4 separate regions of the Homo sapiens genome follow, and regions 2, 3 and 4 are each linked to region 1. Evidence: read pairs that join two places in POLR2A ChIA-PET (ENCODE). Cell type or tissue: CD4-positive, alpha-beta T cell. All regions are shown on one strand. Links, peaks and the distances in the headings refer to the core of each region. The heading gives the core; the rest is flanking DNA.

Region 1 (5,886 bases), core at 1,097-5,096:
CAGAACTTCTCAGAGTCTTTAATATACTAATGTGCGATGTGGGTCTCCTTGATGGGGAACAGAGTATGCCAGGTTTCCCAAACATATTTGAGGCATACATCACAAGAGAAAGCTTTGTTGAAACATATTTTGGGAAAATCCAGATTCAAGATCCTGATGCCAGGAACCCTATCTCTCCAGCTCTGACCCAGATCTCCAGTGTCCAGGAGAATTCATTTTACAAAGCAGGGAATTCTCCTGGGCACTGGAGAGCTGGGTCAGAGGTGGGGAGGTAGGGTTCCTGGTATCAGGTGGGTAGTGGGGCTGGCCACCCCCTACGAGGCTCCAGACAACACTTACAACCCGTGGAATTTTCTCTCTCACTTTCCCCAGGTACAGATGCAGCTCTATAGCCTCTGACAGCTCCCCTTTCTTGTGCTTCCCCAGTAATCAGCATACAGGATGCTGCCTTTGCTGGAATATCTCCTCACTCTTTGCTGCAATACAGACAGGCTTGGTCCATCTGTGTTGCAGCAAAGACTGACTATGAGGTCTTTAGCAAGATGTTTCAACTCTCCAGAGACAACGCATTAGAGGTCTTAAGTCAGCAAATGACCCTACCCAGCCCCAACCCCTTTCTCCTTTCACATGTTCTCCTCATTCTGAGTGGTGAGGAGACAAGGCTTCCTGGTTTGCCTCCCATGGGCCAAGGTGGCACAGGCCCACTGCGTACCCCTTGTCTCAGTCCATTTGTGCTGCTACAACAAAATGCCTGAGACTGGGTAATTTATGAGGAACAGAAATATATTTCTCACCATTCTGGAGGCTGGGAAGTCCGAGATCAAGGCACTGGCCTTTGGTCTGGTGAGGGCCTTCTTGCTGCATCCTCACATGGAAGAAGACAGAAGGGCAAGCTAACTGAATGGCTGCATGACACCTCTTTTATTAGGGCCTTAATCCCATAAAGGCCTTATAAAGAGGAGTCTTAATCCCAAAAAGGTCCTTATAAAGAGGAGCCTTCATGGCTTAATCACCTCCTAAAGGCCTCACCTTTTAATACCATCACACTAGCAACATCTGAATTTTGGAGGGGACACATTCAAACCACAGCATCCCTCCTTCCACATAGTTTACCTCCCTCAGTTACTCTAATATTTCCTGTGCCTGTGATGCAACCTTAACCAAAGGAGACAGATCTCTCTGTAAAACCCCTCCATCCTCTCTTCTCTCAATACCTCCTCCTTTTCTCTGGCAGAGGCACCTCCAGTCTCTCTGGAAGGCGTCTCCCCAAGGTTCTGCACAATAGCCTCTTCTGTCTTGGTACCCTCTAGACCATACTGTGTTCCCATCCTTCCCATCCCTCTATTGGTCACAAGCCAGAGCAGGTAACAAATCTGCTTGGTCATGCGGTGATTTGGTTTGGCTGTGTTCCCACCCAAATCTCATCTTGAATTGTAGCTCCTAGAATTCCCACGTGTTGTGAGAGGGACCCAGTGGGAGGTAATTGAATCATGGAGGTAGGTCTTTCCCATGCCGTTCTCGTGATAGTGAATAAGTCTCGTGGTTCTATAAAGGGGAGTTCCCCTGCACACGCTCTCTTGCCTTCCACCATGTAAGACACGCCTTTCCTCCTCCTTCACCTTCCGCCATGATTGTGAGGCCTCCCCAGGCAAGTGGAACTGTGAGTCCATTAAACCCCTTTCCTTTACAGATTACCCAGTCTTGGGTATGTCTTCATTAGCAGTGTGAGAACAGACTGGTACATGTGGGATCACAGCCTTGCCAGAAAAGCAGATACACCCGGGTGCTTGTCTGCAAACTGATCTAAATGAGACAACTCAGCCTTCCACAGGTATAAGCCCCTGCATTCTAAAGCCATACAATTAGGGCCTACCCACAACAACTGGGAATTGCCAACTGACTTCAGATCAGCTGGAGGAACAAACCTTCAAAGGTTTGGGAGGGAAGAGAGAGGGGCATTATGAAACACCTATCAGGTATGCCTGGCCCCAGGCCCAAGTCCCACATATTCTGTCTCCATCTAACTCATCCAAGCCAAATCCTCAGTCTGACTGGCTCACAAATACCTGCTGATGAGCTTTGCTATTCTCTTAAAGGCATTGAGCACAAGCCCAGGTTACCTGGTGCTTAAATACCTTCCTCAAAGAGTGTCCATTAATTTTGAAACATTTTTCTTTCTTAAGGTTTTCTTGGTATTTGGAGAAGATTGAGTTACCCATTGTAACAGACATGTCAGTCTGCAAACTGGGGCAGACTGTGTATGGGCCACATCACAGATTAAATAAGAACTTTAGGCCAGGCGCGGTGGCTCACACCTGTGATCCCAGCACTTTGGGAGGCCGATGCAGGTGGATCCCTTGAGGTCAGGAGTTCAAGACCAGCCTGGCCAACATGGTAAAACCCTGTCTCTACTAAAAATACAAAAATTAGCCAGGCATGGTGGCAGGTGCCTGTAATCCCAGCTACTTGGGAGGCTGAAGCACGAGAATCGCTTTTAACCTGGGAGGCAGAGGTTGCAGTGAGCTGAGATTGTGCCACTGCACTCCAGCCTGGGCAACAGAGCAAGATTCCTTCTCAAAAAATAAATAAATAAAATGACTACTGGAGAGTTTTGTGCATTATAATGATTTAAGATATCAGGTACTCCCCTACTGAGAATTACACACAATCCCTGGTGGAAGATGGACATTAGGACAGTGACCTGGCTAATGGTGTTCATCAGTGACAGGTTTCTGGCCCTGTGGTCCTCAAGGACCAGAAGGCCTGGGAACAGCAAAGTTGGGGGAGACAAGGGCGGGGGAAGAAGGGTAGCAAAATGCCAACTGTGATCCTGAGTTACTCTAGGATTCTGGAAACTGAGTGGTTGATAGACTGAACATCAAGAATGGAAGGGCATAAGGGATGATGAAGGGTATCATGAGAGTTCATTCTGTGTCAACTAATCAAGGACAGAATCAAGGCAAGTCACAGTACTAAATGATCCTAAATTTCAATCATTCATCCCTTCTATTCATTAATTCAGTCAATAAATAGTTATTATATGCCCACTGTTCCAAGCACTGAAGATACAGTCATGAACAAGACAAGATCCTTGCCTTTAATGGAGCTTTCATTTTACCTGAAAAAGGGGGCATTTTTCAAGAAAAATCTTGAAAAGATGGGTGGAAAGGAGGTCTAGTGTATCATAGAAGCTTCTGGGAGGAGAAGGAAAGGCAGAGGCCCAAAGTTAAACTCTCTGATTTCAGGCTTGCCAGGACAGCACATACACAAGCAAATCAAAACCCTTGATCATCCCAGGGTCATTGCTTTCTATTTTTCCTGGAGGGGAGGGAGGTCACCTTGTGTCACTGAGCACTATGGTGAGGAGACCATACTATAAACACTCTTCTTTTAAGGAAGTTTGAACAGTGGGCTGTGCATCAGAGTTAGTGCTGAATCTTTCTTTTGTTGCTAAAAACCACAGAAATGTACTTTTTAAATCTCTAGCATGATTTCCTGTAATCACCACACGCCTTTCCTTTCAGAGCTGCTGCAATGATCCAAATAACAACCCAGGGGAAGCATGGCTTTCATGTGTGCTTATTTATACCCCAACTACTTATGAAAGGCCTTAAGCTTCTCACAGATTAAAACCCAGCACAAGATAAGCCGTTGACCTAAAAGATCAAGAGATACAGTGCCTCGAGAGACCAGCTAAGTGATGAGGTAGAAGGGGCTGGATTTCCTTGGCTGAGAAGAGCAAGGATCCTGCCCCCACTGTGCTCACCAGCAGGTGCCAAACACCAAACACAGTGGTCGCTGTATGTCCAAAGAGACGCAGTCAATGAAAGTCAGAGGAAGGCTCCATGATGAGCCTCAAAGACAGCTTGGCCTGGGGTCATCAGACAAGGCAGCCCACCCCAAATCCCTCCTTCGCTGGCTTAGCTGAGATGTGGGGAAGTCTCTGGGGCACTGTTTATGTTAAGCAAGGCAAAGCCCTCACTGAAACAGACTCCTTGGAGAAAGACCCAAGACGGATTCCTGAAGAAACAGTCTCTGAGTGGGATCAAAGTGTCCTTACAGGGTTTCCTTGGAGCCAGAATACTCCCCTGATGACTCAAGGTGCCTGTTCGCACACTACCACCACAAACCAGGGAGGCAGGTCACTGCTATCCAGCTGTCCCACTCCAGATGGCAGCCCTTTATCACCTGCACTGCCCAGACCTAGTAGTCCATGCCTCAGGCTGCCCTGGAGGGAAGCTGGGCAGGGGCAGGGCCCTGCTGAAGGTGCCTCCCTTGGAGTGAACCTTTGGTCAGGCCATGGGTAGCCATCTGTGGAGCTAGAGGAGGTAACTCCCTCTCCAGTGAGGAGCCAAGTCCAGGGCAGGGCGGTGCTCCAAGGGAAATCTCCATGGGCACCACAGGAGCAATGCACAACCCTAAACTCACTCCCATTCAAATGACTGAGGCCCAGATATAGCATCCTCATAAACTACTATGGCATCTCTGAAGGACCCCTCTCTGATAGAACTAATGACTGTCAGTCATCCTTACATAATTTACTCTCCTTGCTGTGCTTGGAGAAGTCTGAACCAGTCTAACAAATTTGGGGTTTCAGGATGTGGCTTGTGGATAAGAGAATTGCTCAGAAACTCCCACCAGTTAAGTTGACCCCAGGGCGTCTTCCAGGAGGGCCATCCTGAATGGGGCATTGTCACTGATTAAGTCACCTCACATGAATCAGCTGAACACACCTGGGGTACAAGGACTGTTGTTCCTGGAGATCCAAAAAGGCCAGGTGCCATGAGCAGTATGCTCAGCCAGGAGCTGGGGACAGTGGCCAGGAGGGGAGAAAGGCAAAGGAGCAGGCACAAGGGTCCTGGATGGATCCACCCGGCCAGTGCTCACTGCCTCCCACTGTGCCTCCCTTTCTCCATTCAAATCCTTCCTTTACAGTTTCTGTTAACGTTTTTCATGTGTTGTGTTAGGCTCCTAGGGCTGCCATAACAAAATACCACAAATTGAGTAGCTTAAACAACAGAATTGTATTGCCTCACCATTCTGGATGCTAGAAGTGTGCAACCAAAGTGTTGACGAGGTCATGCTCCCTCTGAAGAAGTTGGGAAAGCATCTATTCCAGGCCTCTCTCCTAGCTTCTGGTGGTTCCTTGGCTTGTGGCTACATAATTCCGATCTACATAGTGTTCTTCCCACATGTGTATCTATCTCTGTGTCTTAATTTCCCTTTTTTATAAGAACAGTCATTTTTGAGTAGGGCCAACCCTAATGACCTCATCTTAACTTCCTCACCTGCAAAGACCCTGTTTCCAAACATAGTCACAATCTGAGATACTTGGGATTGGGACTACAATGTAAGAATTTGGGGATGAAGACATAATTCAACCCATAACACATGTCGATCTCAGCGTTCCTTTTTTTCTAACAGTATGCATATGGTAAAAATTTTAAACAGTGTAAAGAAATAGATTGCCTTCCAATTCCCGTTCCCCAATCAGCAACCACTGCTGTCAACACATTGTATCTCTTTCCATGGATGCTGTCTGCACATAAAAATGATAGATAGATAGATAGATAGATAGATAGATAGATAGATAGATAGATAGACAGACAGACAGACAGACAGACAGACAGACAGACAGATAGATAGTCTCCACTTTCGTTTTGCTGCTTTGGCCAATAAAACTCAAACAAAGGCTTTAGTCAATAAAAGCCTTTCCATGAACAAATACTGAAAATATATTTTATATATATAATTTATATTATATATTATATATTTTATATATATTACATATATAGAGAGAGAGACAGAGAGAGAGAAAGAGATGGAGTCTTGCTGTGTCACCTAGGCTGGAGTGCAATGGCATGGTCTCGGCTCACTGAAACCTCT
Region 2 (5,886 bases), core at 1,145-5,144, 100 kb after region 1:
GATCAGTCACATGACAAATTTTATTTCACAAAGCTGCTGGAGGCCTGAGCTATAGGTCTGCATACAGGTAAGAGGCCCCCCGATGAAGACTGAGAGGAAAGATCCATAGATACATGGGTGAAACAAGGTCAATAAAAGGCATTCTGCCTCCACTGAGATACAACAGGTATGTAAACATATGGGAGAGAAAGGGAAATGGGTCAGTCAGAAGCCAAGCCAAGCTGGGGTTGTCAACTTGGTCCAGGAGTGGGAATGAATGTGCCAGTCCCCCCCAATTACCAGGAGACATAATAAATGATTGTTAAAGGCTGGGTGCGGTGGCTCTTGCCTGTAATCCCAGCACTTTGGGAGGCCAAGGCGGGTGAATCACCTGAGGTCAGGAGTTTGAGACCAGCCTGGCTAACAGGGTAAAAGCCCGTCTCTACTAAAAATATGAAAAAGTAGTGGGGTTTGGTGGTGCTCGCCTGTAATCCCAGCTACTCGGGAGGCTGAGGCAGGAGAATCGCTTGAACCTGGGAGAAGGAGGGGTTACAGTGAGCCGAGATTGCGCCACTGCCCTCCAGCCTGGGTGACAGAGCAAGACTCTCTCAAAAAATAAATAAATAAATAAATAAATAATTGTTGTTGTTTGTGTCACCGACACAGTAGATAACTGAAACTATCTTCCTTCCCATATCTGCTCCTCTTCTTTTTTTTTTTTCTTTTTCTGAGTCGGAGTTTCATTTTTATTGCCCAGGCTAGAGTGCAATGGCCCAGTCTCAGCTCACCACAACCTCCCGGGTTCAAGCGATTCTAGTGCCTCAGCCTCCTGAGTAGCTGGGACTACAGGCATGCGCCACAATGCCCAGCTAATTTTAGTAGCGACAGGGTTTCTCCATGTTGGTCAGGCTGGTCTTGAACTCCCAACCTCAGGTGATCCACCTGCCTCAGCCTCCCAAAGTGCTGGGATTACAGGCGTGAGCCTCTGCGCCCGGCATCTGCTCCTCTTCTCATATCTCCCATGTTGGCTAATGGCACCAGCACCTCCTGTGGTAAATATGTATTCTGTCTTTGTCCTCAGTCTTTGCACGCAGCTCCTATAACCCTTGGAATCCCTGGAATGATATCTTTTGTGTGCTAATAAGGTGCCTGGTGGCTGGGGGTCCCCGACATAGCTTGAGGATGGGGGCTGGTCACCAGAGAGACCAAGGCATGACAGAATTGGAACTTTCAGCTCATCCCCAGACCTCCAGGAAGGAAAAGGGGCTGGTGATTGAGTCAATCAGCATTGGTCAATGATTTCATCAATTGTGCCTGTGTAATGAAACCTCCATAAAAACCCCTAAATGATGAGATTCGGGGAGCTTCCAGTTGGTGAACACACTGAAGTGCTAGGAGGGCGGCCTGCCCAGAGGAGACATAGAAGCCCTGCGTGCCCCTCCAATACCATGCCCTATGCTTCCACCTGGCTGTCTCTGAGCATATGTCCTTGATCATAAAGTGGTAAGCCTAACGAAAGTGTTTCCGAGTTCTGTGAGCCATTCTGGCAAATTATTGAACATGAAGAGGGGGTTGTGGTAACCTAGGACTTCTATAGCTGGTTGGTTAGAAATACAGATGGTAACCTGGTACCAGCAACCGACATCTGAAATCAGGGCAGTCTTGCGGGATGGAGCTCTTTGGTGGCATTGACACTAATTCTAGGTAGATAATGTCAGAATGGAATTGATTTGTTGGATACCCAATTGGTATCTGGAGAGTTGAATAACTGGTCAGTATAAGAAAAAACTCACACATTTGGTGGCAGAAGTATTGTGAATAAAAACAGTTCAGAGCTCCCCTACTCCCAAACCAGAAAACCTGGAGTCATCTTCGATGCCACCCTCTCACCACCCACCCTCTGCACTATCCCTGCCAATCACTTGCCAAGTTACCCTGATTCCACCTCCAAATACCTCTCTCATCTCCCGTCTTCACTTTTCATTCATCATTTACTCATTCAATCACAAATATTTGCTCTTATCTTCTCTGTGCCAGGCTTTGTGATAGGCATTGGAGTCAGAAGAATGAATGAGACCTGGTAGGAAAATCACAATCTAGTGGTAAAACAAAAACCAGAACACAATCATAAAGCAATGGGATTCACACTCAGAAATGCATAGAGCTGCTGGGCGTGGTGGCTCATGCCTGTAATCCCATCACTTTGGGAGGCCGAGGTGGGCGGATCATGAGGTCAGGGGTTCGAGACCAGCCTGACCAACATGGTGAAACCCTGTCTCTACTAAAAATACAAAATTAGCTGGGCGTGGTGGCACATGCCTGTAATCCTGGCTACTCAGGAGGCTAAAGCAGGAGAATCACTTGAACCTGGGAGGCAGAGATTGCAGCAAGCCGAGATCGCACTACTGCACTCCAGCTTGGATGACACAGTGAGACTCTGTCTCAAAAAAAAAAAAAAAAAAAAGAAAAGAAAAGAAAAGAAATGCACAGAGCATCATAGAGTCCAGGGCAGGGGTCCCTGACCAAGCTCGGGAATGGTGGGGGATGGGGTGGGGACATCAGTGGAGTTTTTTGGGGTTTTTTGTTTTGCTTTGTTTGAGACAGGGTCTTGCTCCGTCACCCAGGCTGGAGTGCAGTGGTGTGATCATAGTTCACTGCAACCTTGAACTCCTGGGCTCAAGGGATCCCCCGGCCTCAGCCTCCTGAGTAGCTGGGATTACAGGCATGAGCCACCACACCCAGTCAATAGACTTTTCTTGATGTGGGTGACACCCAAGCTTTAAGTTTGAAGACTAAAGGAGAGCTGGCACACCAACAGTATACGAGGGGAGGGGAGGGGAGAGGGGAGGGGAGAGGAGGGGAGAGGGGAGGTGAGAGGGGAAGGGAGGGGAGGGAGGAGGGGAGGGGAGGGGAGGGGAGAGGACACAGCAGGCTGGTAGGGCAGCTTTGAATATGGCTCAGAGGCGAGGCGAGCAAGGTCTGAATCACTTCTGCTCCAAGTCCAGGCCCACATTACTTCTTATACGGACAAGAGGCCAGTAACTGCTCTACCCACACATTCTCCTCCCCTACCATCAGAAAAATCTCCCTAAAGCTCAAATTTGACTTCCTGTCTCCCCTGCTTGCTACCCTCTGCTGGTTCCCCTTTCTGATCTGTGGTGTCTCAGCTCCACCTCTGTTCATAAACTTCATATGGTGCCTTCAAAAGTATTTCCGTCTCTGGACCTTCATCCCTGCACTACTGTCTGCCTGGAATTTCCTGCCCTGCCTTGGTTGATGAGGTGGACTCCTATTCATACTTCAGAGTGACTCAGATGTGACTTGTTCCACAAAGTCCCCACCCACTTGCACTCACCTCCGTGGTGCACGTATTCCAGGGCCGTGAGCTTCACCTCTCTGCACGTCTCCCTCCTGCTACAGCTGTGAGGGTGCAGACCTCCTCTGCTGGCACCAGGGCCCGGCCTGCAGTGGGCCTTTGGCAAATGAGGAACTAGGGCTACCGGTAGGTGAAAATGCAGCTAATGCCCAGGAAGCTAGAAGCTGTTGGAACATTTCTGAGACCCTTTAGACCTGGAAATAGCTCTATGTTAGAGGGTTGCTGATAGAGAAGGCTGGAAGTGAGGTCCCTCTGTCCCCAGCTCGCCTCAGACCCTGGTTCCAGATACAGTTGCATGTGTTTCCAACCAAGACTCTGACCTGGCTCCTCAACCAAACCTCCCCTGCGTCCATGGATCTATCTGAACTCCCATTTATAATCGTAAGAGGCTGTGGGTTAGAGGCGCTGTGCTAATGATGGCTGTATGGTTATTATGATTGTGAAGTTGTTATATTTTACATAGAATACAAGTTTATGTACATTACGATTAAGACTAGTAAAGCTCTTTGGAACTTTAAAAACAAATCCCAGTCAGGCGTGATGGCTCACGCCTGTAATCCTAGCTCTTTGGGAGTCCAAGGCAGGAGGACTGGTTAAGCCCAATTCTCCAGGAGTTTGAGACCAGCCTGGGCAACATAGTAGGACCCCATCTCTACAAAAAAATAAAAATCAAAAAATTAGCCAGACGTGGTGGCATGCACCTTTAGTCCCAGCTACTCGGGAGGCTGAGGCAGGAGGACTGTTTGAGCCCAGGAGGTGGAACCTACGGTGAGCCATGATCTCACCACTGCACTCCAGCCTGGGCAACAGAGTGAGACCCTGTCTCAAAAAAACGAAACAAAACAAATCTCAATTCAATTACATTTAATTATTTCAAAAACCAAGCTCTCTCATTGTACAACATTCAAACAATAACGTAAGAAAAAGTGCCTATGGGTCCCAAATTGGTGTGACTCCTGTGTCCTGTCAGCCTATAGAAACACAAGTGTCTGTGTGTGTAACTTTGACCCCTTCTCCTCCCCCTCCAAAAAATGTACATGCATATATATATATATACTTTTTGTTTTGTTTTTGTTGTTTTTTGTTTTTGATATTAGTAGAGACAAGGTCTCACTATGTTGCCCAGGCTGGTCACAAACTCCTGGGCTCATGCGATCCTCTCACCTTGGCCTCACAAAGTACCGGGGTTATAGGCGTGAGCCACCATGCTCAGCCTATACATTCTTATTCTTTTTTTTCTTTCTTTTTTTTTTTTTTTTTGAGACAGAGTCTTGCTCTGTCACCCAGGCTGGAGATCAGGCCATTGCCTGATCTCGGCTCACTGCAACCTCCACCTCCTGGGTTCAAGCGATTCTCCTGCCTCGGCCTCTCGAGTAGCTGGGATTACAGGCATGTACCACCACACCAAGCTAATTTTGTATTTTTAGTAGAGACGGGGTTTCACCATGTTGGTCAGGCTGGTCTTGAACTCCTGACCTCAGGTGATCCACCCACCTCAGCCTCCCAAAGTGTTAGGGTTACAGGCGTGAGCCACCATGCCCAGCTATATATATATTTTTTGTTTGGTTGGTTTTGTTTTGTTTTGTTTTTTGAGGCAGAGTCTCGCTCTGTCACCCAGGCTGAAGTGAAGTGGCACGATCTCGGCTCACTGCAACCTCCGCCTCCCAGGTTCAAGCGATTCTCCTGCCTCAGCCTCTCGAGTAGCTGGGATTACAGAAGCGCACCACCACGGCTGGCTAATTTTTTGGTATTTTTTAGTAGAGACAGGTTTTCACCATGTTGGTCAGGCTGGTCTTGAACCCCTGACCTCAAGTGATCCGCCCGCTTCAGCCTCCCAAAGTGCTGGGATTACAGGCGTGAGCCACCACACCTGGCCTTATATTCTTTTTAAAAAAAAAAAAAAACAAAACAAAAACAAAAAGAAAAAAAACACCTGATGGGGTCAGGTGTGATGGCTCACACCTGTAATCCCAGCACTTTGGGAGGCCGAGGTGGGCGGATCACTTGAGGTTAGGAGTTAGAGACCAGCCTGGCCAACATATAGTGAAACCCCATCTCTACTAAAAATACAAAAATTAGCTGGGTGTAGTGGCGCACGCCTGTAATCCCAGCTACTCAGGAGGCTGTCTGGAAAATCACTTGAACCTGGGAGGCGGAGGTTGCAGTGAGCTGAGATCACGCCATTGCACTCCAGCCTGGGCAACAAGAGCGAGACTCCATCTCAACAAAACAAAACAAAAAAACAACTTGATGGATATCTTTGTCAGTACATATAATTCTATTTGGTTCTTTTTAATGGTCACATAGTAAGACTTATTATATTAGGGTCAGCAAAGTATGGCCTCTAGACCAAATATGGCCCAGCACCTAAAAGAAGTTGTATGGGAACATAGCCATGCCTATTCCTTTCCATAGAGTCTCAGCCTGCTTTTGCACTATAGTAGCAGAATTGAAAGGTTGCATCAGAGACTGTGGCCTACAATGCCCGGAGAGTTTACTATCTAGCTCGTTACAGAAAAAGTATGCCAACC
Region 3 (5,886 bases), core at 892-4,891, 94 kb after region 1:
AGATGTCCTGGGCTAGGCCGGGCGTGGTGGCTGTAACCCCAGCACTTTGGGAAGCCAAGGCAGGTGGATCACGAGGTCAGGAGTTGGAGACCAGCCTGGCCAACATGGTGAAACCCCATCTCTACTAAAAATACACAAATTAGCCAGATGTGGTGGCATGTGCCTGTAGTCCCAGCTACTCGGGAGGCTGAGGCAGGAGAATCGCTTGAACCTGGGAGGTGGAGGTTGCAGTGAGCCGAGATTAAGCCATTGCACTCCAGTCTGGGCAACAAAAACGAAACTCCATCTCGAAAAAAAAAAAACAGATGACCTTAATTTCAATGTGCAATGTCCAGTAGTCTTCCATGTTGTTTTCAGTACAACCTCTTCAACTTGCGTATAAAAGGAGGTTAGACAAGACACATCTGCTGGTCTAATCTCCATCTTGATCTGGAAAGGGTTTATGGTGGTTTACAAGTTTATAACAAGACAGAAATTAAAACGGAGGCAAAAGGGCTTGGGCCCAGTGGCTCACACCTATAATCTCGGCACTTTGGGGGTGCTGAGGTGGGTAGATCACCTGAGGTCAGCAGTTCAAGACTAGCTTGGCCAACATGGTAAAACTCCATCTCTACAAAAATACAAAAATTAGCCTGGCGTGGTGGTGGGTGCCTGTAATCGTACCTACTCGGGAGGCCAAGGCAGGAGAATCACTTGAACCTGGGAGGCAGAGGTTGCAGTGAGCTGAGATTGCGCCATTGTCCTCCAGTCTGGGCAACAGAGCAAGACTCAGTAAAAAAAGGAAAAAAAAAAAAACTGAGACAAAAGTAAAGAAAAAGTCAAGCCAGGAATAGGGATTAAAAATTCAGAGCTTAGGCTGGGTGCAGTGGCTCACGCCTGTAATCTCAGCACTTTGGGAGGTCCAGGCGGGCAGATCACGAGGTCAGGAGTTCGAGACCAGCCTGGCCAACATGGTGAAACCCCGTCTCTACTAAAAATACAAAAATTAGCTGGGCGCAGTGGCCTGTGCTTGTAGTCCCAGCCACTCGGGAGGCTGAGGTAGGAGAATCGCTTGAACCCAGGAGGAGGAGGCTGTGCAGTGAGCCAAGATCACACCACTGCACTCCAGCCTGAGTGACAGACTCCGTCTCAAAAAAAAAAAAAAAAAAAATTTAGAGTTTAGCCAGACACAGTGGCTCACACCTGTAATCCCAGCATTTTGGGAGGCTGAGGCCGGTAGATCGCCTGAAGTCAGGAGTTCGAGAACAGCCTGGGCAACATAGTGTAACCCCATCTCTACTAAAAATACAAAAAATTAGCTGGGCGTGGTGGTGGGCCCCTGTAATCCCAGCTACTTGGGAGGCTGAGGGAGGAAAATCACTTGAACCCGGGAGGCAGAGGTTGCAGTGAGCCGAGATCGCACCATTGCACTCCAGCCTGGGCAACAAGAGTGAAACTCCATCTCAAAAAGAAAAAAGAAAAAAAGAAAAAAAAAATTCAGAGCTTAAAGAATTCAATGCTTGCCAGAGCTGGGCCGTATATTTGACTCAAAGTTTCCTAGCAGCCTGTGTGAAAAGGGAAATCTGATTAGTTATGCAGTTTACAATAACTATGTGATAAAGGCAAACTCTTGGCCGGGCATGGTGACTCACACCTGTAATCCCAGCACTTTGGGAGGTCCATGTGAGAGTCCAAGAGTTCAAGACCAGCTTGGGCAACATAGTAAGACCCCACCTCTACAAAAAATTTTAAAAATTAGCAGGGTGTGGTGGCACACGCCTGTGGTCAGCTACTCAGGAGGCTGAAGTGGGAGGATGCCTCATGAGCTGTGGTCACACCACTGCACTCCAGCCTGGGAGACAGAATGAGACCCTGTCTCAAAGAAAAAAAAAAAAAGGCACACTCCTGAATCTAAAGAAGTACAACTCTTTTTTATATAAGACCAGAAAAAAAATAATAAAACTCTATCCTGGAGTTTCTTATAAAGATGACACGTGTGATTTATTACTCATTTAAAAAGTGAAACCAGAGGAGAAACATCCTGAGGTAAGACTTTAACTGAACCCTTATGTGGTATAACAGACCTTATTTTTCATTTCATCACGCTACATGCTAAGTTAGAAACAAGTTCCCATGCATGTTAGGGTACATTTATATTTATGCCACAGTGTCAGAGTCTACACAGTTATTTTTTTCTTTTTTTTTTTTTTTTTTTGAGACGGAGTTTCACTCTTGTTGCCCAGGCTGGAGTGCAATGGCACAATCTCGGCTCACTGTAACCTCCTCCTCCCGGGTTCAAGCAATTCTTTTGCCTCAGCCTACTGAGTAGGGATGCCCGCCACCATGCCCAGCTAATTTTTGCATTTTTAGTAGAGATGGGGGTTTCACCGTGTTAGCCAGGCTGGTCTCAAACTCCTGACCTCAGGTGATCCGCCCACCTCGGCCTCCCAAAGTGCTGGGATTACAGGCATGAGCCACCTCACCCAGCCGTGTCCACAGTTTTCTAGTTTGCTGAGCTGCGGACCCACCAGCAGGTCTGCAGGGAAGGGATGTTCCTGGTAGAGCTCCTTAGGCCTCCCTCAGATCCATGGGATGCACTGGGACTGTTCCTTTAGCTACACAGATACATGACCATGTTCATCCTCTGCAGTTATTTAGTTATTACCCCAATCTTTCAGTGAAGTCTCTGCTAGACAAATGGAGTTGTAAGGTGACCTTGGTGTGACGGCAGGGGTAGTGATTATGATGGTGGTGATGTGAAAGGGTAGTGGTGAAAGTGAAGGGGATGAGGGTAGGGGTGGGGGGTGGTTACTTAAGGCTGCAGTCTGCAGTCTACTGCCGTGGCTGCTGAGAACAGTCTCTATTTGTCTGCCGTCAGTCTATCCAGATCCTTCTACCTGGGGGAAGATCTGGACTGGCCAAGCCTGGTCACATGGCAGCAACCAGGTTGCAACCAACAAAATTTCCTCTCTGGAGGGAAAATTAATCTAGATTTAGAAACTGCCAAGAGCTGGGTTTCTCAAGCCACCTTGGCCTTGAACTTCCTCCAAGGGCGGTCATCAGCAAGGGTGTAAGAGGTACTTGGGAGCCTGCAGTTGGTGGAGCTGAGATGGGTGTGGAGACCCCGCCTTTGTGATGGCCTGCAGGTTTCAGTTTTAAGCACGTGGCTTTAAAGGGGACTTTCCCCACCAGAGGAGGAAGAACTGACAATTGGAACAGCCCCTGAGCTTAACAAACTTTGCTGAAAGCAGCTACAATTGTCAAGCAATAAAGACTGAGATGGTAGAGTGTCCACACAGCTGCCGGCCGCTAGAGCCAAGACTGAAATCCAGAACCTTAGCCTGACCAAACCGGGAGTTCGTGAAAGCACAAAGCCTTCTGTGGGAAGGAGAAGGGAAATGAAAGCTAATATTAGGCTAAGCAGTTGTTGATAACGTTAAAAGTTTATGCCAAGTCAATGTGAAGAAAGAAATGACCAAAGATGGGCTTTCTGGTGGAGGAGATAAAGGATCATTGAGATGAAATGAGACCAGCATACCTTCCCTGAGATGCAAATTGCCCTCACCCCCCAATCTCAGCTAGGGAGACTGGGGGAGGGAGCTCTTTAAAAAATCAGGCCAGGCACAGTGGCTTGCTCCTGTAATCTCAGCACTTTGGGAGGCCTAGGTGGGCGGATCACTTGAAGTTAGGAGTTTGAGACCAGCCTGGCCAACATGGTGAAACCCTGTCTCTACTAAGAATACAAAAATTAGCAGGGTGTGGTGGCGCATACCTGAAATCCCAGCCTGTGCAACATGGCGAAACCCCGTCTCTACTAAAAATAGAAAAATTAGCCAGGCACCTATAATCCCAGCTACTTGGGAGGCTGAGGCATAAGAATCACTTGAACCCAGGAGGCGGAGCTTGCAGTGAGCCGAGATGGCACCACTGCACTCCAGCCTAGGCAACAGAGCGAGACTCCGTCTCAAAAAAATAATAAATAAGTAAATAAATAAACAAAACATAATAAGTTCAAAATTCCAATGGTAAAAAGAATACACAGTGGAGTTTCCCACTCTGGGACACCCAGTTCCCTTCCCCAGAGGATCTACTGGTTTCTTTTGTTTCCTTCCAGAGCTAGTTTATACATATACAAATTATATGAGTGTGTATGCATATATATACTTTTTTCCTTTTTTTCCTACAAAAGGCAGCATATTATTAATATAACAGGGTTCAGATACATGCTTTTTCATATATCAGGATATCTTGGAATGATCCAGATCAGTACCTAAAGAGGTTCCTCTTTTTTTTATAGTTGCATAGTATTTCTTTATGCAGTTGCACCATCATTGTTATTTATGTTGAGCACAGAGGTTACTTCCAGTCTTAGTTATTACCAACAGTGCTGCCATGCAACACCTTATACAAATGTAATTTCATACACATGCAAGGAAAGAAGCAGTCCTAGAAGAGAAAATGGTGGCAAAATTTTGTTAGTTATTGCCAAATTGCCCTCCATAAAATTTACACCAACTTTACCCTCCCATTTGCAATACAGGGCGGTGCTCCAGGTGTGAATGGAGACGACTTCGAGCTCACTGTGCTGAGAAACTGCTTTTCAGAGGGCTTCTACAGAGCCCACAGGTGAGTGAGCCCCTGGAGGAGGGGGCAGCTCTCTCCTTCCAAAGCTCTTCCTTTATACCTTTCTCATCTGAAGTTATGAAATTCACCATGGTCATTTGTTTAGTCACTCTCCCCACTCTGGCTGTGAACTTCTTAGGAGCTAAGATTTGGCTTTATTGGCCAGTGTGGTGGCTCACGCTGTAATCCCAGCACTTTAGAAAGCCGAGGTGGGTGGATTGCTTGGGCTCAGGAGTTGGAGACCAGCCTGGGCAACATGGCAAAACCCCATCTCCACAAAAAATATAAAAATTAGTCAGGTGTGGTGGCTCACACCTGTAGTGCCAGCTACTCGGAAGGCTGAGGCAGGAGGATCACTTGAGCCCAGGAGGCTGGGGTTGCAGTGAGCCAAGATCGTACCACTGCACTCCAGCCTGGGTGACAGAGGGAGACCATGTCTCAAGAAAAACAAAAACAAAAACAAAAGATTAGGCCTTTATTCACCTTTACACCTGTAGTGTCTGGCCCAGAGCTCTTAGATGATCAACAAGGGTTTTATTAGATGAGTGAAAAAAATTAATAAATTGGGCCAGGTGTGGTGGCTCACGCCAGTAATCCTAGCACTTTGGGAGGCCAAGTTGAGACAATCATCTGAAGTCAGGAGTTCAAGACCAGCCTGGCCAACATGGCAAAATCCTGTCTTTACTAAAAATACAAAAATTAGCCAGGTGTGGTGGTGCGTGCCTGTAATCCTAGCTACTTGGGAGGCTGAGACAGGACAATCTCTGGAACCCGGGAGGCGGAGGTTGCAGTGAGCTGAGATCATGCCACTGCACTCCAGCCTGGGCCACAGATTGAGACTCCGTCTCAAGGAAAAAAAAAATGATAAATTGGGCTTCTAGGTTCAATCTCAGGAAAACAACTGGAAACTATATACTGTAAGGACTAAGGCTATAATCACCTTAAGAGATTTCATGACTCTGCAACTTCCCCATGTGTGGGATTTTTGTCTTCTCACCTGTATTTCCCTAGACAGACTAGTAATTAAACATCTAAAACAAAAAGGGTCAGTGCCCTGTAAGCGTGTAGAGTATCCTGACTCAGCCAGCAGGTATCTTCCGCTCACTGGGCCCACACTGGCCACAAGGCCAGGACATAGCTTCTGTCTCAGAATCCTAGTCATGGCTCTGTGGTGCCATCTTTTTAGAAGTAGAAGTATTTCTTGAGGGCTACAATGTGCCAGGCACTGGACTGGTGGTCTGAGCTCCATCTGCATAGGGGAGGGATTTCAGAGCATTGCCCCTT
Region 4 (4,000 bases), core at 1-4,000, 130 kb before region 1:
CCTAAAGTATGTGTGGGGGTAGGTGTGTGTGCAATTAGACCTGAGATACATCCGCCTGGGTAGTAATGAGCTGTGTTCTAATAAAGAAAGGTATTTTATTAGTTTGCACTTAAGCATTTTTATGCACTCTGTGCTTCTCTTCCAGGTATGCATTAAAGTTACCATTATCAATTTCACTGTAACAAAATCAGGCCTGGAGGATCAGTTGTTAAGGTAAAAAAACAGGGAGTTGAGGGGAGGGAAGGGGGTATTGTGGGTTTCCTAAATATTTTGTTTAGAAATATTGACAAAGACAATGTTCTGCTGTGTAAGAGCACTACACATGAACCCTTAATCAAAAAAAAATACAAGTAAGTGGCCAAGTTCTTTACCATTTCCATAGCTGTTCAGAGCAGCTGATCTTGTCTACCGTCTTCTCAAGGACGTCAAGGATAGACCCTTAATTCCCCACCCCCACTGTTTGAACCAGGCTGGCAGCCCAGCCCTGCCTCTTCCCTTCACTATGATTTCCATCCTGAGCAAGTGAACGAAGTCAGTCTTTCTGTTGTTCCTAGAAATGCACTGGTCCATACCTGTGAAAAAACAGCTTCTCCAAATATATTTGTTCCAGCTTCACTGGTTTTTAGGTGTTTTCTTAGTGTATTTAACTGTCCACTTCAAATATATGTGTGTGTATATATATGTATATATGTGTGTATATATATACACATATATACATATATACCCATATATATACATATATATGGGTATATATATATATGTATGCCCTTTCTTAGTATATTCTGTATGTGATTAAATCCCTATTTCCCAAATATTGCATTATGAGTTGTTAATATTAATCATCAGAATTAGCCAAGAGGTTCATGAGACAAACTTTAAAAATATTTGTTAAAATAATAACATTGATGTTGATTCAAAATTAATTTTATATTTAATATATATATTTAACCAACACATATATACACATATGTATGTATATAGGAATACCTATGTATGTATTTTTATTCACTCTAAAGAAACATAATTTAGACCCATGTTCAAAAGAAATATCCCTTATATTCAAGTCAAGATCGTCCTGACTTACCTATGTTGTCACTAATGAGCTTAAGTCTTATTTCTCTAGTTTGTTTTAGGAATTATTCTGCCAGCTGCTAACTTGCTTACCTTCCACTAGGTTAACTTCTTTCCAATTAAAGTTTATTTCAACATATTTTATGAATATATTCTAAGGACTTGGCTGAACACTTTGCATACCAGTTTATTCCTGTGCATAGTTAAGCTCAGCTGTGTCACTAAGCTCCCAGCATGTTAGGCTGCCTGGGACAAGAAGGAGAAGTGCCCTGATAAGAACACGAGAAATGCTGGGACTCAGTCATGGTGTGCAGTATCTCCCTGCTATTTCTCCTAGATTGATGGCATTGAAAAGGGAAGCTAACAGCCCTTAGCCAGGGTGAGGATGGAGCTGGGTCTGCCTGTGTTCTGACAGGCCGTCACCTATTTCAGTTGCCCTCTGCTCTGCTGAGCTCCTGGACAGGCAGTGATACACATTGTGCTCAATTTCTCATTGCAATTTTCCTCAGATCCTCTCAATTTTGAACACCACAGTTCACCTCCCTGCCTCCTGGAAAATGCCAACCACAATGCCTTAGTCCTTCTGGGGCAGCACAAGGCCATTTTTCAACTTCAAGGAATTCCATTCAGCCACCCAGACTGTCCACCTCCTTCTGTCTTCCTTTCTATTTCCAGAAACTGTAACTCACCTCACAGACTTCCTTGGCAGGCTCTTTTGATTCTTAACTTGATTAATTTGATTAATGTTTCTCTCAAGCTGTTTCCTGAGCTTACCTTTATCTTAAAAATTCCTTAAACTACTGTCTTCTGAAAAACTTATTTAAACAATTGAATTTGAGGTTATGATTTTTAGTATTCTTTATATAATAATTTCAAGGTGTCTGAATTCAGCATGTACATAACAAGTAAATAATGGGTTGTTACTTAAGGCAGCATACTAGTAACAGTGCATGCTCTGGAGCCAGCAGACCCAGGTACAAGCCCAGCTTGGCCTCTCATAGCCATGTGATCTCAAGAAGTGACCCACTAGAGTCTGTTTGTTCACCTGCAAGCTGGGGATGATAACCACAGTGCCCACCTTATGGGGGGGGCATTCAAAGGATTAATAGATAATCCACGTAAAACTCTTAGCAGGGTGCATTGCATAGAGTAGTACTTAATAAAGATTAACTTGCAAATGGAGACTGGGAGCAAATTATGAGAGAACAAGTGAAGGGAGATATAAGTTCACCTGTTTATACAAGGGTGAAGCTGGAGGTAAGGCTCCTTTCTCATATGCAATCAAAAATCATTTCATGGAGGTGGTGTGATTTCAGAATCTGCCATGTTGGTACAGAAAGAATATTCAAGGCATCATAAATATTCCAGGCACCATTTTCATCTTGGCACAAGCAAGCGTTAGAGACAGAAATTGAATGATTAGAGAGATCAAGTATTAAGCAGGTCTTCCTAAGAGATGAGCAGAAGGTGTGGGAACTTCAGTAGTATGCATCTCTAAAATACAAGATAAAAGATCAGAATTGACATGTAGTTGAGTCAGAAGCTATTGTGTAAACCCAGCAAAAGAGACATGGTGTGCATTCAGATATGGCCATCAGCATTAATGCTCAGCTGAATAGTATTCAGAATAAGAACGATTACAAACAGAGAAAGAAAAATAGAAGCAACTTTGAGGCACTGGCAGAGACATAATTTAGATATCTGAACTTTGGTTTTAGTGATGTGGTGCGACTTGAAAAACCCAGGTTGGAAGAACAAAGAATTAAGCTCATCGTGAGGATCAACACTGATAAAAACCAGTTGAAAACTATCGAAGAGAAAATCCTGAGAATGCTCTTTACCTCTGAAGGAAATATTCTGGACAATGAAGAACTTATTGACACACTCCAGGATTCAAAGGCAAGTAAAATATTTTTAGTACTTATGGAAAGTATGTTACTTCAAAAGTTATAACTACAGCCTTTGAGGGTCCTGCAAGGGCTTTTAAAGCAAGACGGGGGCCACACTGGGCTTCCATGGACACACAGACGGGTGCCTGCCTGTCAGGGCTCCTTGCCAACCAAAGAAACCTGGAGAAACTGTAGACCACTGCTTCTCTTGTCTTGTCTGCATTTCTTAAATAAAACACATAAAGAACTGGACAAGATATAAATCGAAAGGAACAAACACAACAAACTTTCATATGAATGCCATCACCTGCAGGAAGCCTCTGTCTGATATTCCCAGTTGGAATTAACTTCCTCCTCCTCAGAACTTCTATAGTGTCTTATCTGGATCTCTACTACAGCACTTGACACTGTTTATCCTATGTCACAGTTATCCAATTACATGGCTTATCTCTTTTGTTGTGTTGTTAAGTTCTATGCAGTGGGAATCTGTGAATAGTTCATTTTGATATTCCTTCTCCAAGGATTACACATGGTGGTTGCACACAATTGGTACTCAACAAAAACGTGTCGATAGTAAGATGAAGTTTTACCTTAAACTTAAAATTCTTCAGTAAATTATTTCTCAGATTCAAACTATCATTTAAGGAGTGCATACTAAGAACAAATGATTTTCATCCACTTGTGAGAAACAAATAATTTACTGAAAAAAAATCCCCTTGACTTTATTAAACCAGAAACACATAGGTTATGTTTTTTGCTTTTGTTGACATCAAAACTGGTTGACTGCTTTATATTGTATAGTCCCTTGAGATTGCAGTATTAAAACAGTAATAAGCAAGTAATTTTGGGCCTCTGTTTTCTTCCTCTCTGCTTTAGCTTGTTTGTTCATAGATCTCTTTATCCTCCTGTCGTTCATTCTTCCTTGGGTTTTTTATTTTTTTATTTCTGGCGGTTGTGTGTTAACCCACTTATTTTTATTTTTTAGCAAAGTTGTACATGCCAACTCTTTAAAGAATGAAATATTCTACAAGGCTTATTAT

The links. Peaks named below come from ENCODE experiments on the same cell type or tissue, not always from the same donor. Only the 100,000 strongest peaks of a DNase experiment are listed, where the experiment ranks them.
Region 2: POLR2A ChIA-PET joins it to region 1 with 7 read pairs; 2 of 35 experiments call an interaction of 5 or more read pairs at or near these places.
Region 3: POLR2A ChIA-PET joins it to region 1 with 5 read pairs; 2 of 35 experiments call an interaction of 5 or more read pairs at or near these places.
Region 4: POLR2A ChIA-PET joins it to region 1 with 5 read pairs; 1 of 35 experiments calls an interaction of 5 or more read pairs at or near these places.

Annotation. Positions count from the first base shown.
Region 1 is chr2:84,842,776-84,848,661 of GRCh38, forward strand. All of the region lies in intron 2 of TRABD2A (TraB domain containing 2A), which reads right to left. Among named protein-coding and RNA genes, the nearest start is that of TRABD2A, 35 kb to the right of the region's middle. RefSeq lists enhancers at 3,746-4,247, 4,248-4,747. In CD4-positive, alpha-beta T cell, for the core only: no CTCF peak of the experiment used is centred there; DNase peaks (open chromatin) are centred at 1,576, 3,546 and 4,130; H3K27ac peaks cover 4,000 bases.
Region 2 is chr2:84,943,294-84,949,179 of GRCh38, forward strand. No RefSeq gene overlaps it. Among named protein-coding and RNA genes, the nearest start is that of KCMF1, 25 kb to the right of the region's middle. RefSeq lists enhancers at 6-95, 3,121-3,290 and a silencer at 2,801-2,950. In CD4-positive, alpha-beta T cell, for the core only: no CTCF peak of the experiment used is centred there; a DNase peak (open chromatin) is centred at 3,158; H3K4me3 peaks cover 704 bases; H3K27ac peaks cover 786 bases.
Region 3 is chr2:84,936,695-84,942,580 of GRCh38, forward strand. No RefSeq gene overlaps it. Among named protein-coding and RNA genes, the nearest start is that of KCMF1, 32 kb to the right of the region's middle. RefSeq lists an enhancer at 2,815-3,324. In CD4-positive, alpha-beta T cell, for the core only: no CTCF peak of the experiment used is centred there; DNase peaks (open chromatin) are centred at 1,727, 2,037 and 3,117; H3K4me3 peaks cover 2,081 bases; H3K27ac peaks cover 2,272 bases.
Region 4 is chr2:84,715,415-84,719,414 of GRCh38, forward strand. It overlaps DNAH6 (dynein axonemal heavy chain 6), which reads left to right. Exons shown (of 77, transcript NM_001370.2): 58 at 146-213; 59 at 2,790-2,970. Among named protein-coding and RNA genes, the nearest start is that of TRABD2A, 160 kb to the right of the region's middle. In CD4-positive, alpha-beta T cell, for the core only: no CTCF peak of the experiment used is centred there; no DNase peak of the experiment used is centred there; H3K4me3 peaks cover 1,215 bases.